2 separate regions of the Mus musculus genome follow, and region 1 is linked to region 2. The links are chromatin loops, found by intact Hi-C in ENCODE. Cell type or tissue: left cerebral cortex. All regions are shown on one strand. Each heading gives the region's core, and the rest is flanking DNA. Links, peaks and the distances in the headings are about the cores only.

Region 1 (8,341 bases), core at 163-8,162, 150 kb after region 2:
ACAACAAAAATGAACTCCCGCCAAGCTCCCCCTAGTGTACTAGCATTCGGTACAAAGAGGAAAAAATATCCTGCACTCTTCCTTCTCTAACGACCAGCGAAGCATGTTTCTTATAAATATATAAAGGTTTAACTTTAAGAAGCATCGGAAACCCATCCTTAATATTATTCGCCATCATTTACTTAATTCCAAATCACTGAATCAGTTTTAGAACTGGAACTTAGATCTTCAGTCTCCTGATAACACAGCAGTGTACACACACCTGTGTGCATGTGAAAACTGTTCTTTTCCTATTTATAATCCACCTTGCTGTGACTGTGGCAAATCCTGTGTTCTGCATCAATCCCTCCCCCTCCCCCCCATGCCAGTTCTCTTGGCTTATCCAAATATACCAGGAATCTTATGTGAATAGCTCCTTAGCATTTGGTCATTGTGGTTGCTGTCAATGGTAGTGGTTGCACAAGAAGGGCAGGTGTTTCTAGCTGGTGTATCAACAAGGTGCATGTAGGTCTTACCAACTCAAGGTGTTCTTTCTAGGGTCTAGCCTACACTCACAACACTGAGGCAACTTTTCTTCCTGATCCAAAATGTCCTTGGAAATATTTGGCAAGTAAAAGTGAAAATTTTGGGCCTGGCGGTAGGGTGCTCATGTAGAACACACAAGAACCTGTGTCACCCAGCACACACAGAACTTTTGTTTGATCCCAGTACTACGAAGGCACATTCACACCAACACCCCCCCTCGCATACACACAAATAACCCCCTCCCACCCATCCCCACCTGCCAGAAAGCATGGCCACTATTCTGCCCACAAGCCACCATCAATTCGCTGATCAGACTTCAATCTCAGGTCAGGCAACTCTGACCTTACTCCCACCCCCAGACACTGTTCCTTAGCTCCTGTCCTAAATAAGAGAGATGCCTTGGGAAAAGGAAGCCATGAGTCTCTAAGACTGATATTATCAACCAAGGTTGAACTGTGTGGGAAGGACAAATTCTCATTATTCCACTTTTCATACAAACCAGACAAACTGGAGGAAAAAGAACCAGCAATAAATGACAGACAGCTCTAAACATTTAACATCTCAATAAAACTGCTTTCGTTATCTCTGTAGTCCTGGTTTATTTTCTAAATCGTATGGGTAACTCTTAAGGCATATACTAATCTGATTTATAAGATTGGGCTTATTTCAGAAAAAAAAATTATTTGTGTGTAGGCGGGGTGTTGGTATGAATGTGCCTTCAAAGTCCCAGGATCAGGCATAGGTTTCTGTGTGCTGGGTGACAGGTTCTTCTGTGCTCTACATGAGCACTCTACGTCTGCACCACCAGGCCCAAGAGTTTCACTTTTACTTGCCAAAATATTTCAAAGGACATTTTGTATCAGGAGGAAAAGTTTAGGGATGGCAGCAGTGGCTCTTAAGGTTGTGGGAATGGGTGCCTGGCTTCTCCTCTCCTGCTCCCCAATCGGCCACTGCCTCTCCCCAGGGCTTCAAGCATGACCACAAGATTTCAAGCTATACTAGGACCGAGCCTTCAAGGAAATTATTTCAGGAAAAATATATGAGAATTAAGAGCTTAATGGCGTTTTTTGAGTTCCATTTCCCCTTTAAAATCAACTTAAATATTCTCAGAAAAATGTAGAATTCCTACAGAGCTGGCGATGAAAATCCGCCCTTAGCCACATTTGCCTGTGTTGTACTTGGCAATGAGGTTTCCTCTTTTTGAGGTATATCAGGGAACTGAGGATCTAGGAGTGGGTTTGAGAGCTCATTTCAATCTCACCCTTTATAAAGATCCACCCCCAAACAGCGCTGCTCCGCGTTGGTTGAATAATTCACAAATGGACAGATGGAAGCAGGCTTAGAGAAACCGAAGGCGGCAGCACACAGGGCGCCACACTCACCCAGCCTTTTTCTCATTGTGGCTAAAACAACACAGAGAAAGATTTAACAAGGCAGCCCACTAATAGACCTTTTCTATGTGGATTTATTAAAAAACAAAAAGCAAAACAAAATAAACAACATCAAAAACCTCTTCTTAGTGACGTGTTATGATCTAGAATTGGATAAAACAGACAAAGAGTAAGATGGAGCCCAGGCGGTGCACCTCGAAGCCTTCCTGTGGCTTTGTCAATGGTTCTCGTTCTGTTTCTTTCTTCCTTTTTAAAAATTATAAAAACATGGTGATTGTTTTGCTCATTCAAAAGCAGGAACTGAAAAGTAGGGCTGAAGCCACCACTGCATTTTCCTGGGCCTGTCAGGCAGCCCCCCTGTGGAGCCTGGGGGCGCTGTGTGGGGCGCTGTGTGACTCTGCAAATTAAGCATCCTGTTAGCGCCCTGCGTCTCCATCTAATTTTCAGTGACCTTGTGAAAATTTCTTCAAGTGTCTGAGTTTGTGTTTGATTTTAAGGTGTGGAAAATAATATCAGCCTCCTACCAGGAAGGGACGGGAGTGATCCCAAATGAGTATTATTGAAAATGCACTGCTCACAAGGTGTGAAGGGTTGACTCAATGCAGGGTGACTAGATGGTGAGAAATCACACACACATACACACACACACACACACACACACACACACACACACACACACACACGGCGGGGAGGGGGTGGGAGGACTAGGACTGTTCTGTTACCAGGTTCGCACTGCACATTGGCTACAGCTTTAGAGGCACAGGCAGCTTTGCTGTGGTCTAAGAGCAGAAGTAACCCGCATTATCTTAAAGAAGCCAAGAGTTAACATTTGCACCATCAGACATTTTAGCAAGAATTTGGAAGGAATGTGGCTAAGAGAGTTTGGTTTGGCTTAAGCATCTCAAGGCCTCAGAAGCCGTTCAGTCCACCCCTTCCTCCTCCCTTAGCTATCTTCGTGGTTGCGGGAACCACACCCAAGGAGGGCTGCTCTCCCTCCCGGTGTATTGAACAGCGGCTCCAGACTCTCTTTCCATTCCTAGCCTGCGCCGTGGCTTAGCCCTGTCCTCTGCTGCAGCAGCGTCAATCTGCTCATTTTCCTGTCAGACAGACTTTTCAGAATTTGAAGCCAGAACTCCCATTTGGCTAGACTACTGTCTTTAAGAAACATTTTCACATCTACTTATTATACGGCCTGGTGCTGACTCAGTCTCACTACCAATGTCGTCTTCTTGTAACTCAAGCTTTCTTGTTATTGTTTCTCTTAAAGATATTGTTTTCACAGTGACTCGTGGCCCAAAGAGATGGGTCTAATAATTCAAAGTACAATGAAGTCTCTTTTACTTACCTCTTTGTCTTCTTTTCATTCCAGATGGCTTGAAGAACTAAAACTACATTTCCCAGATTGCTTTGCTGTGGATAAGATTCTGGGTAGGATTTACATTCGGCCACATAAAAATAACTCAGATAGGCCTTTGCTTCAAATGTTTTTATCCGAATAGAATAAAAAGCCTTTGACGGATTTTCAGTAGTGTTCCAGCTTTATATAGTACAGGGTTTAAACATAAGGCTAACCTCTCTCAATGAGATGGAACTTAGAATCATCTAATCATTAAAACAAAATAAACAAAACAAAACCTTCCTATGGCAAATGGGCTACATCAAACTAGAAAAATAATTTAGGAAGAAATCTTTTTTTCAATTTTTCATCTTGAACATATTTTTCTTAATATATGTTTTATATTTTTCAATAGATTAATATACAGAATGTGGTAGTTTATGTTGATTGTTAACTTAATTGGCTAAGCAATACCTAAGAAATCAGTAAATCACTTGTTATATCTATGTAGGCCTTTCCAGAGATGATTGGCATGTAGGATGGCAACTGAGGAAAAAGAGCTACCCTGTATATGGGTGTACTGGCTAGTTTTGTGTCAACTTGACACAGCTGGAGTTATCACAGAGAAAGGAGCTTCAGTTGAGGAAATGCCTCCATGAGATCCAACTGTAAGGCATTTTCTCAATTAGTGATCAAGGGGGAAAGGCCCCTTGTGGGTGGGACCATCTCTGGGCTGGTAGTCTTGGGTTCTATAAGAGAGCAGGCTGAGCAAGCCAAGGGAGGCAAGCCAGCTTTATATAGTACAGGGTTTAAACATAAGATGTAAAGAACATCCCTCCATGGCCTCTGCATCGGCTCCTGCTTTCTGACCTGCTTGAGTTCCAGTCCTGACTTCCTTGGTGATGAACAGCAGTATGGAAGTGTAAGCCGAATAAACCCTTTCCTCCCCAACTTGCTTCTTGGTCATGATGTTTGTGCAGGAATAGAAACCCTGACTAAGACAATGGGCAATGCCTCCAAAAATGGGAGAGGCCTAGATAGAACCAAAGAGGAGGCAGTAGGAAGCCCACTGGTGTGCCTGACCCCCTCTTTCCTCTTGTGGTTTCTAAGATGCTAAACTCCGTTCCCCACCCAGACCTGTCTGTAATAACTTCTTTCAGCCCCAACTTACTTACAGTTCATTTGTTTCTCAAACTCAGGATCCAGAGCAGGCTGCCCTAGAACTCTCAGCAGCTCTTCTGACTCATCTCTCCGAGTGCTGGGACCATAGACATGAGCCACAACCCAGAGCTTATCCCTGCCTTCAAATCTAGGCTTCTTATGTGGAGCTCTGATTTCCACACTCCATTGTTCTGGACTCAAGCTACAAAGCTCTCTGTGACTGCAGGTTCCACTGGTTGGTCTGCATATTCAACCAACTGCAGACAGAAAGTTTGCCCAACGGAGTCTGAAACGTCCAAAATAAAATCTTGAATTTCATACACACACACACACACACACACACACACACACACACACACACACACCAAAGAATAATTTTAAAGGTAATCCTATGTATTTAAAATAGGCAGTGTAATATTTGGATCTATCTATCTATGTATTTATCTAATTGATCTAATCTGTCTATCTTCTACCTTTCTACCTAATATATCTATCATCAAATCACCTATCTATATCTATCTACTACTATATCATCTATATATCTCACAACCAAGTTAGCTAACATAAATCTATCTCCTTCTTAGTTACCTTCGGTATGTATACATGTTAAAATAGCCTCTATTCTTTGTGCAAACTTCTAGTACATCAACACACTATTATCACCATGGTACACATTAGTTTTTCAGAACCTATTTTTAATGGAAAGTGCTCTTGACCCACAGCTGCCATCTCTAAAGAGAGGAAACAGAAAGTCAGCTTGCAATATAAAAACAAAATGACTTCACTTATGAAAACCTTTATGGGGTCAGCAAAGCACAGATTAGAAACTGGACAGTCAGTGAAATGGTGACAAGTCTGTGATTTCAGGCCACCAGAGAGTGCTTCCCTCTGGCAAAGGAGCACACTGTCAAGATGTTTCTAAATGCACCCTGAAGGGAGGTCTGCACTGTGACTTTTGTGAGGATGCCGTGTAATCACAGCATTGTGCAGCCTCCAGCTTCCTTGGACACCAAATCCACTCTGCTGTGTTCTGCATCTCCTCTGCTCTCTGGGAACTGGACCAATGCCAGGGTGTAAGTCACCGGAGTTCACTCCTGCTCATCAAAGGACCTTTACTCCATACTTTGTTCCTTGTAGTTAAGTGGCATTTTCTTTCTTTGGAACTCAAAGTAGCAAGACACTCTTTTTGGATGCCCTTTCCTCCTTTGAACATATATTTTTTTGCAGTGCTCGTGATCCTACTCAGGGATCGCTGCATGCTAGGAAAATGCTGTGCTGCTGATCTGCCCTTTGGGATTCTCTTAGCTTGCTATCTTTGTCTATACAATCCTATATTTCCTTTGTTAGAACGGCTAAAAATGTCACTTTGTAGATTCTTCAGTCCCTTAAGATAAAACGGCCTCTTTCTATAGATATGATTCTCTAGTGCTGGTCAGAAAAGCATGCTTAGATTCTACCTCGGCAGCCCTCCAGAGCTACTCAGACTCAACCAAACCAGAAATCTAAGCACGCCTACATTGGACACTGAGTTAGGGTTTCCATTGCTATGGAGAGACATCATGACCAAGCCAACTCTTATAAAGGAAAACATTGAATTAGGGCTGCTTACAGTTTCAGAGGTTCAGTCCATTATCATCATGGCAGAAAACATGGCAACATGCAGGCAGTCATGGTGCAGGAGGTGCTAAGAGTTCTACATCTTGTTCCAAAGACAACGAGGAGAAGACTAACTTCCAGGCAGCTATGAAGAGGATCATATTGCCCACCCATACAGTGACACACTTCTTCGAACAAAGCCACACCTATCCAAACAAGGCCACACCTCCTAATAGTGCTACTCCCTGGGCTATGCACATTTAAACCACCACAGACACAGCTTAGCCACAAGTTAGGTTCAGACTACAACCTGATTGTTTGAACTTCAGTCTTAGATTGGAGGAAATCTTGGAAATGAATGAAGACATACCCATAAGGGGCCGAGTTTGCTGAGGTCACACTTACTGCTTTTTTTACTCCTAATTGGGTTAAGCCAAATATTAGAATCTCCGCTGATGTGGGAGAATAGACTCCCTGTATCCTATTTACTATCGCTAGTCTCCGATGGCTTCAGAGCTGCCATGAAGGCTTACTGAAGAAACGCTAGACTCAACTCTCTACTTAAGCCCCTTTTCACTAAAGGAGAAAATCACACGGCTTGCAGAGCCATCAGGTAGTTTCTTATATATGCCCCAAAACTCTGGATCTTCCTTCTCATCTGTCTTTTCTATTGTATATACAATGGCCGCCATTCAAACCACAAGTTTGAGTCCCTCTGTAGTAGCCACTCTCCAGGCCAGCACCAGCTGCACCTCCCTTTCCTAGCTGCCTCTCACCATCATCTTAGCAGAGATCCCTTATTATAACACATGAAACAACAACAAATCAGTCAGTAGATGCCAGGTTGCTCCACGCCCACCTCAATGTCTGTTTTGGTTAAGTTTCATTGCTGTTGAGAGACACCGTGGCTATGGCAAGTCTTATAAGGACAACACTTAATGGGAGCTGGCTTACAGTCTCAGAAGTTGAGACCATTATCACCTTAGCAGAAAGCATGGTGGTGTGCTGGAAGAACCAAGAGTTCTACATTTTGATCTGCAGGAAGCAGAAAGACATTGTGCCATGCTGGGTTATAGCTTGAGCATAGGACCTCAAATCCCACCTCCACAGTAACACACTTCCTGCAACAAGGACACATCTACTCTAAGAAAGCAAGACCTCCTAACAGTGCCACTCCCCATGGCCAAGCATCCAAACACATGAGTCTATGGGGGCTACTTCTATCAAACCACCACATTCCATTCCCTGGCCACCATAGGCTTACAGATACAATATAATGCAGAAATGCATGCAGTTCAACTTCAAAAATCTCTGTAGTCTATAACAATCTCAACCCTGATAAAAAGTCCAAAGTTCAACGTCTCCTCTGAGATTCAGGCACAGCAACATACTTCCTCCAACAAGGCCACATCTAATAGTGCCACTCTTTATAGCCAAGTATTCAAACACATTAGTCTATGGGGGACATTTTGATGAAGCTGCCACAATATCCTACTTATTTCTTTTCCTACTGATCATTCATCGCCCCACTGGAGTTTAGTGTAGGTTCATTTGCTTTTTCCAGAGAAATTGCTCTTTCCTGACAAACCCAATGGCAAATTCAGGTCTTCACCTCCATCCAGAGTGATCCTTGACTATCCTCTCACCTGGCTGGAAGCTCTTTCCTAATCCCTTATGAGAGCCCTTCTTGTCTAGCCTGTGTTCTTCAAGTTTCCATTGAGGGCCTGTTCTGTCCATCATTCTCTTGAGTATACTGTCTTAAAACTATAGTTACCACCTTAAAGCCCAGTATGACTGGAATTCTTACCTTTCTATATTCTTAGCTAACATAGCTGGTCTCTGAGCCATCCCTTGGTATCTTTGAAGCTTCGGCCCCTTCCTCATTGCCATTGCCCTAGCCATCTTCAGACTCCTGACATTTTTCACAGAAGACTTTGATAGCTTCGTGTTTCAGGGATGGGACAGTGCATTTTCCCATGGAAGAATGGTAGATAGCAGATGTAGTAAGCAAAGCCAAAGGCATGATTTATACATCATATTTTCTCTATGTGACCACAGGTCTTATTTCCACCTATGTATAGGAAGTATCATAGTATCCTGACAGTCTCACAGAAGACTTGAGCTAGCTTTCGGTGGACTTCCTGCCTCTGACCCTGGTTTCCACTATTCATTCAAACCTGTCCTTCTAAAACAGATGTTAGCAAACCATTTCTATAAAGGATCAGATAATCATTATTTTAGACTCAGCAAGCCCTACTAACTCATTTGCAATTCTCAGTGTAGCACAAGATGGGTCATAGTCACAGCTAAGTAAATGATCAAAAAAATTAAA
Region 2 (8,341 bases), core at 93-8,092:
AGAGCACTCAAATCCTTTAGGCAGGGATCTAACTTGAGGCCACACTTTGGTAGCACAGTTTGGTGAAATCTCTGGTGATGAATACACTGGTAATGTTAGCCCTGAAATTAGCTCCACTTCACTGTTATCGACAATTATATTTGTGTGATTCTACAAAATTATAAGTACAAAGGTGTTCACTACATCATAGTTTATGAAGGTAACACCACCAAAACCCAAATGTTTCATTACAAGTATAACATCAGTTATAACTCAAATAAGAATAAAATGATCAGGCATTCTAGCACTTGGCAGATGAAGGCAAGGAATCCACGAGTTCAAGGTCATCTTCAGCTACATGGATAGCTTGAGGTTACCCTGGATTACATGTGACCCCATCTTATAAATCAAAACCAAGGGTCTGGAGAGATGGCTCAGCTGTTTAGATCACTTGTTGCTTTTGCAAAGGATCTGTGTGTTCATGGTGGCTCACAACCACCCATTAATTCCAATTCTAGGGGTTCTGATGACCCCTTCTGACCTCTTAGGGCACCTATACATGATGCACATATATGCATACAGGCAAAACAGTCATACAGCTTCAATTAATAAATAAGTCTAAAAATTAAAACAACAATAGCAGTAACAGAGGAATAAGGTAGACACAATTATTTTAAAATACAAAGCAGAGAAAATATGTTAAGCAAGATATGCTGTAGAGGACAATATGAATAAAATGTTTATACTTATGAATGAGATTTCCAAAAGGTGACTGATGCATTTATATGCAAAGAACATTCCAGAAGGATTACCCTCTCCCAATCATCGAACGTAATTCCTTTCTAAAGTGGGACTGAGAATCTGGAGGATGGCTGAGGTTCACTTGCCACAGGTGCATGCTGGGAATTCAAGCCTCCAGAGGAAGTCTCAGACCCAGAGATTTTATCATATCAGGAACCAGGAAAGTGAAAATAGGGGTAAGAAGACTTCAGGAGAACTCAGTCTTGGATAAAGGATACATGGAGTCACAACAGCAAGGGACAAGACAGCAGGGAATTGAGGACAGCTAGGAGGAGGCAGGGACTCAACTGTTCTCCAGGGTTGGGAAGCACAAACCTGGCAGAGAGCCAGCGACAGTAAGTGGAGGGTGGCTGAAGAAACCAGGGAATAGTCGCTCTCCCTACCATTTATCATGAGGATTTGCCATCAGGAAGAAACATGGAAAAATGTTTGACCCAGGATTCTTTTGTTTGTTTGTTTGTTTTGTTTTGTTTTTCTTTGTAGAACATGGAAAGCCTACAGATGTCTGCATCCACAGTAATTAAAGAAGGAAGTCATTTCTCTCTTCTAGGGACTCTGCATTTAAAGATAATGCATGGCAGCTGTGCATCAAAAATAAAACAGCACCCTAGGTGTCATTAGTACCAGGACACTCCTAGCCCTGACCTAACTATGTGACCCTTGACCTGCGTTGCCAGGCCAACGGCCCTCAATTCCACAATCCACTTGGCTCACTTCCCACCCTCACTGGTGTAACGTAATTTTCTGTGTAAATTAGGAGATCACCCCCTCCTCTCTCTCTCTCTTTCTCTCTTTCTCCTCTCTCCCCTCTTTCTCTCTTTTCCCTCTTCTCTGCCCTTCTACCCGCTTCGCCGCCTCTCTACTTCTGCACAATAAACCTCTCTCACGTGGAACCACCTTGGCCTGGTCTGCTGTTTGGTTTACCCGCTCAATATATATATATATGTATGTATATATATATATATAGCTAGATATTAATTAATTCATAAAAAATTGCAAACGGCAAAAGAAAGGAAAAAAAGAAAGAAAGAAAGAAAGAAAGAAAGGAAGGAAGGAAGGAAGGAAGAAAGAAAGAAAGAAAGAAAGAAAGAAAGAAAGAAAGAAAGAAAGAAGCTAAAGAGAGCAGTGGTGGTGTGGGTGGGGATAGTAATGCTAGTCCACCTCAGATACTTTGACAACATGACTTCATTGATATATACTAATGCGACAGACTCAGGGGCTCTAGTTAGCCTGCACATGTCAAACATGGCTCTGGCTGGCCTTGCCCTTCTCTCCTATTCCCTCTGCCTTGCTAAAAACTCTTAGATTACATTCCTTGAGCTGATTACCAAGGTCTATCCCCTTGTTTGGCCACTGTCTTAGTCAGGGTTTCTATTCCTGCACAAACATCATGACCAAGAAGCAAGTTGGGGAGGAAAGGGTTTATTCAGCTTACACTTCCATACTGCTGTTCATCACCAAGGAAGTCAGGACTGGAACTCAAGCAGGTCAGGAAGCAGGAGCTGATGCAGAGGCCATGGAGGGATGTTCTTTACTGGCTTGCTTCACCTGGCTTGCTCAGCCTGCTGTCTTATAGAACCAAGACTACCAGCCCAGAGATGGTCCCACCCACAAGGGGCCTTTCCTCCTTGATCACTAATTGAGAAAATGCCTTAGAGCTGGATCTCATGAAGGCATTTCCTCAACTGAAGCTCCTTTCTCTGTGATAACTCCAGCTGTGTCAAGTTGACACAAAACTAGCCAGTACAGCCACTTCCTCTTTTCAAGGTTCAACTATCAAAGTGTGCCAATACTTGAGTTTGGCAATTAAAAGCCCCCCCTTTGACTCCTCTAATTAACATGACCAATTAAAATTAAACACCTGATCCTAACGTGGAGTTTCTGCTTTTACCTTTATAAATTGTCTGCCACCTCTCTCTCTGGAGGCTGTCCTTTGCCCCCTTTCCCTTCTCTTCCTATTTCCCCTCATTCTGTCTCCTGTTTTTGTATCTTATTTCTGGCCCTTTGTCCTTCTGGAACAAATAAATCTCCTTGTGCTGAGAACTTGACCTTGGGATATCTTGCAGTTTCCTGCACAAAGCACCTCTCAAAACCACGGAAGTAATGAAATAATGATGCTTCTTTTAACTCCTCCCCTCTCCTGTATTCTCCCTCCTCCTCCTCTGTCAGGTTGAGAATTGAACTCCCTGCATGCTGAGAAACCATTCCTTTTGAAGAGGAAAAAAGTGAAGGGGGGAAAAAGAGGAGAATATATATATGGTAAGTTTTACCTTTTGGTAAAAGAAAACAAAAATGTCTGACTTTTTATTATCCTTTCAGTTATAAATTTAAAAACAGTGGCCCCCAAACATGGAGAAAAGAAGCCGAAGGAAGCCAGGGAGATGGAAACATTGAAAGGTCAAGGCAAGGGCAGATTACTTCCGTTTGAGCTCTAGGTTTTATGTATGTGGTATTGAAAGCTTACCTGACCTGGAAGCACATGATCTGAGCTCTATTTCTTAGATATGAGGCATTGGAGAGCCTAGCAGACCCAGAAGTAACACCACTGTACTGATGCCAGAAATAAGGCTGCACTAACATGCTAATGATGCTGACATGACGGTGCCAACAGTAGTACTAATGGAGACTGGATGTGGGATGCTCCACATCAGCTTATGAAACTTGAGTTCTTTCACTTGTTCTAACACATAAAAGGAATACTTATGATTTTATTTTATTTTATTTTTTTAAGAAAATAAGCCTAAAGGAATAAGTCAGAAAAGCCCAGAATGTCAAAAGGCACCACCAAAATGTTACCTTTTCCCTACAGGTGACAAAAGCAATGTGTATTCTTCTTGTGGATTGCCCTGGTGCTGTTTGCATTTTGAGGCTAATTCCACTTCCCTAAGAGGGGCTTCCTGGCACTAAGGAGTGAACCCTGTACTCAGGTGACTTCATGTGAACCTTCTGCCCATTTTAACTTGTAAAAAATAAAGGCTAGAGCCAGTGATTGGGCAGTGGAAGAGAGGGTGGAGCTGAAAAGTTTGAGGGAGAAGGAGGAAGAAGAGAGGAAGGAGAGCGAAGAAGGAAGAAGGGGTTGAAGGAAACTGGAGCAGAAGCATGTGACATGGCTCCCTTCGAAGTGCCCAAGGGATTACTCCTACCTCCCATTTAACCAATACATTCTCTTTGCTGCTGAGTTCTGCTTTTTCATATACTGAACACCAGTTTTTAGGAAAGGGAGTAGTGGTGTGCTTTGGAATGTCTATCGAGGTAAGCATTTTGGACAGATGGATCAATAGTTGCAGAGTAAATAAAGAGCAATCTCTATTTCCAGCTCTGTCTTACTCTTACACACACACACACATACACACACACACACACACACACACACACACACACACACACACGCCCACACGCACACGCCCACACGCACATGTACGTCCTAGTGTAGGGGATGGCTGCTTGCAATTTTAGATGAGATAGCTAGGGAGCAATTTGCAAATTGGTCTACTGTTGGTGATTTTCACTGGTGTGCTTCCATGAAGCAGCAGATGTGTTGTGGGATGAGGAAGATGGGCCACTCAGCCCAGATAATAGCTGTGTGAAAACCTGCTTGCTTTATTCAAAGGACTAATATCAGACTATTTGAGTGGATCAAGTTTGCCAGTGGGCTCAATTCTGTGCTTCCTGCTGTTTTCTTTAAAGTATACCAGAATTACAAATGGTTTTGCTTTCAGTTTTAATTTTCTGTTCCATTTCCTTTGAGGTCGACCAGTTCTCTCTTTGTGATTTAAAGCTGCATGTCTGGAAGTATGAAAAACTCATAGTCCAGAAGAGCTGTGGAATGACTGACTGGTCGGAGCATGGAATTCTGCACATCACCACTGCTGTGCTGCAGTGGTGCAAAACCCTTTCCTGTTTGGCCTTTTCAGCTAACACGGTACCAATTCTGAAGAACTAGTCTGAGCCTCAGTGGGCAAATAAATTTAACTCTACTCTGAGTAACCCCCTTTTGAAGCAGATAATGTTAGAATGAAAGATATATTTTGAATGGCATAGATTTGACAGCCACTATAGCAATAGGAGGTAACTGTTCTCCATGCTCTTATGACACATTGAATATATTCTCCTAATGCTAGTACCGCTCCTGTTTTTTTTTTCTGGAGTGTCTTAGCGGCCTCTGTCCACAAAAAGCTCAGCAGATGTGTGAATAAATATGCATGAATTGCAGTTTTCTCATGTTTATGGTACCAAAAATCAAATGCACATAGCTTTTTGAACAAAGGTTTGGGACTATAGTCTGCTGTAAAAATAAGGTAGACATTTGTCAGCTTATATCTCCTAAATACACAAGGTCAGGATTCGGCTTATTCTCATCTCCACCCTCACCCCACCTCCCACCCCCCTTCTTTTTTCTCTGCTAGAGAACTTCATAACCATCTACTTCTGAGGGCCTGTGACTACCATGAGTCTGCCCTTCTCCTCTGGAAATGCTAGAGTGAGCTCCATGACAAAGGTAGAAAAACATGCAATCTACAAAATATAATGCTTTCCCTTTGGGTTGTGTTGCATTTCTGTGGTTGTTTGTCACATAAGCGGGTCATGTTGGTCCCACCTCAGCAACAAGCACACATTATCATCTGTATGTCCAAACACACTGCATGTGGACTCAATGTCGCTTTTCTAGCCACTGGGGTTTGGTGATGTCAGCCTGTACTCTCCACTGTTTGGGCAACTGAGGAAGGGCAACATGTTTAAGTTCTTCCTAAGTGACAGAGTGAGTTCAAGCCTGGCCCAGGCAGCTATTGTCTAAGCTTGGTTTTTTGTTTTTGTTTTTTTGCTGATGAGAAATCGGATGTTGTTATTCTGCAGGGTTTGCTCTTGCAGGCAAGTTGATATGTTCTTAGATGTTAATACTGCCTGTTTGCTTTGCACGTCTGACATTTTTGACTATAGTATGGTATGGATAGAATGATTTGTTTCTGCTCATGTTGACTGTGGTTATAAAAGACTCTCGTGTCTAGATGCCTTTTTCATTCTGTGCATTTGGGGACTTGTCTGCTATCTTCCCAATGAATAAATTCTGTTTCTTTTAGTGTTTTAAAACCTCAGTTAAATTGTTGAATTTGTCTTTCATGTTGGTAACCTTTTTATCCATGTGGTTGATTTTCTCATTGACTTTGTTGACTCTTTCTGGGCTATAGCAGGCTTTCCTCTCCATGTCTTCCATTAATTTCCTCTGATTGTTTATGTTCTCTGAGGATGGAGATAATTTTTACCAGCAAATTGAAGTCTTCATCCTGTATGTTATCATTTCATTATCTTCAGTTTGAATTGAAGAATTATGATCCCATGGTGGAATAATGCTGCCTTTCCAGGTGTCTTGGGTTTCTATGCTGAAATGTTTACATCTCATTGGGTATTTATCTGATTTTATTTGAGGATCTTAACTATCAACCTACTCTTGGGAGTTCAGTCTTCAGTGCCACCCAGAGAGGGAACAACAAATTGCTGCAACAGCAATAGCGTCCAATGTTGCAAGGCATAGAAATCCACTTAAAACTGATAAATACCCATAAATTTTCACTAACGATAATAAACCTAAGGTAGAAAAACTACTATAAAATGTGATATTATTAAGGGCAAGTGTGGAGAGAGTCAATGAATGAAATAAAGGAAGGAGGCAGAGAAGGAGAAGTCATGGGGAAAAAGCTAAATAAATGAAAGGAAAATGAGACAAGTGAAGAAGATGCTGTCTGCTCAGCATTAGATGGTGAGATGGAGCCTGTGCAATGGCAAAACCATAAACCAAAAGGAATGTTGAGAAAAAGGCAGTCCAAGTGGATTTTGTTCACAGATGATGTGATTGTATAGATGGAAGTTCCTATAGACTTCTTATAGCTTACAGGATCAGTGAGAACTTAGCAAGGTCATAGGACAAAAGGTCAGGGTATAAAATGAATTGTCTCTTTAGTGTTTTATCAATGAGAATTGGATCAAAATATTAAAAACTGTTTGAAATAGCATCCCCAAACATGGACAATTTAGAAAATATATCACATATACTTGAGTTGCAGGGTGAACATTATAAAGCATTACTGAAAGACATGAAAGAAGTCCTAACCAAATTGAGAGCAAAATCAAGTTTATGAGATAGAAGGGTCAATGTTTTGTAGATATCAGTTTTCCCCAAATTGACCTATGGGTTCAGTGCATCCTTGTAGGCAGTTTGCTTTCTCTTTAGGCAGGAGATAACTGCCCTAGAGATGCCCAGCCTTCCATCCTATGAGCTTAAGTTACATGCACAACATGGCATTTTCACTTATTCTCTCTCATTCAATTTGGTATTTGGAAGCATTTTTATCTAGTTGGAATATTGTCATTGATACAAAAGGTGATGATCTTTTAAAATCAAATATTGTAAGATTTTTCTGGCTTCAGTAGAAACCATTGAAGACCCCCCAAAAGATGAGTGACCTGGTAGCAAGTGTCCATGTGAGCTGTTTCAGGTCATTTGGAGCTATGATCAAACTTACATTTATTCTTCCTTTTTATAAAATGTATCCAAAAAAAGGTGGATCATGGTCACACCTGTGGTAACCCAGTGCTTCAGTTACAGCTCTTAGCAAGGGAGTTTATAATATTGGTTTTGTTCTCTGGGCTCTCACTTTCCAGATGGTTGCCCATGGCCCAGAGGAATCCCTGGGACACCTATTAGAAGTACAGAACCCAAACTTTATTTACCTCATCTGTATTTTAGGAAGATTCATGCAGGATTCTTACAGGTTTTTAAATTTTGGTTTTTCATATAATGTCCCCTGCTAGTCTGGCCTGGCAGACCCTGTTCTAGGAAGGAAATATTAGAAACAATGACAATGTCATGTGCTCACCTGGATGGCTTTCTTCTGGATCAGCACACATCAAATTATAAATAATTTTGACTCTACTTTCCCTTGACAAGATTGAGAAACAAAAAGATTATTCTTACTGAACATATTCTAGAAGTTTTAGAAGCTTTGCATTTTGGAGATAATATCAAATGCCAAACACAAGCTTACACACTTAAATATAAATTATATATGCCTTGAGGAAGGCAGCACATAAAATTGAGAAATAGAGAAGGCAAGTAATCTGAAGATATGCCTTTTGATTTAGTTAGGACCATTTAAGACTTTTCTCAAACTAGATTCGCTTATCCCCCTTTCCCTTATTCATGCCTTTGTTTCTTTATCCCTTTATTAAATGCCTACCATGTATACGATGCTATTTCAGATATGACCTTGGAAGTGGAGATGGACATGGTCTTAGCTTTTGGGAAGGTTTACAGTCTAGAAGGATGGGCCTCAAAGCATGATGAACTATGATAGAGCCATGTCAGGCCCCAGAGGTAAGAAACTTTACCTTGTTAAGACCATGTTCATCAGGGGCTCAACTGAGCAAATAAGTCTTGGATTAAACATGGAAAGATGCATTGTGAAGGAGATGACAATTAAAAAAAAAACTCATGCGTTGATAACGTCCATTTATACAAAATAATGTGTGAGTGTGTGAGTATCCATGATGAGCTTTACAGACATAG

What was found. Hi-C counts contacts between places; a loop is a spot of excess contacts. Peaks named below come from ENCODE experiments on the same cell type or tissue, not always from the same donor. Only the 100,000 strongest peaks of a DNase experiment are listed, where the experiment ranks them.
Region 1: a loop joins it to region 2, with 4 times the contacts of the local background. A loop is called at or near these places in 4 of 42 quality-filtered maps.

What each region holds. Positions count from the first base shown.
Region 1 is chr10:24,994,979-25,003,319 of GRCm38, reverse strand. It overlaps Gm47715 (a long non-coding RNA gene), which reads right to left and starts at 3,293. Exons shown (of 5, transcript XR_001779744.1): 1 at 3,262-3,293. In left cerebral cortex, for the core only: no CTCF peak of the experiment used is centred there; DNase peaks (open chromatin) are centred at 2,901, 3,134, 3,266, 5,719 and 2 more places; H3K4me3 peaks cover 423 bases; H3K27ac peaks cover 2,616 bases.
Region 2 is chr10:25,147,531-25,155,871 of GRCm38, reverse strand. It overlaps Gm36313 (a long non-coding RNA gene), which reads left to right and starts at 1,732. Exons shown (of 4, transcript XR_380207.3): 1 at 1,732-5,278; 2 at 8,035-8,149. In left cerebral cortex, for the core only: no CTCF peak of the experiment used is centred there; DNase peaks (open chromatin) are centred at 4,244 and 4,913; H3K27ac peaks cover 854 bases.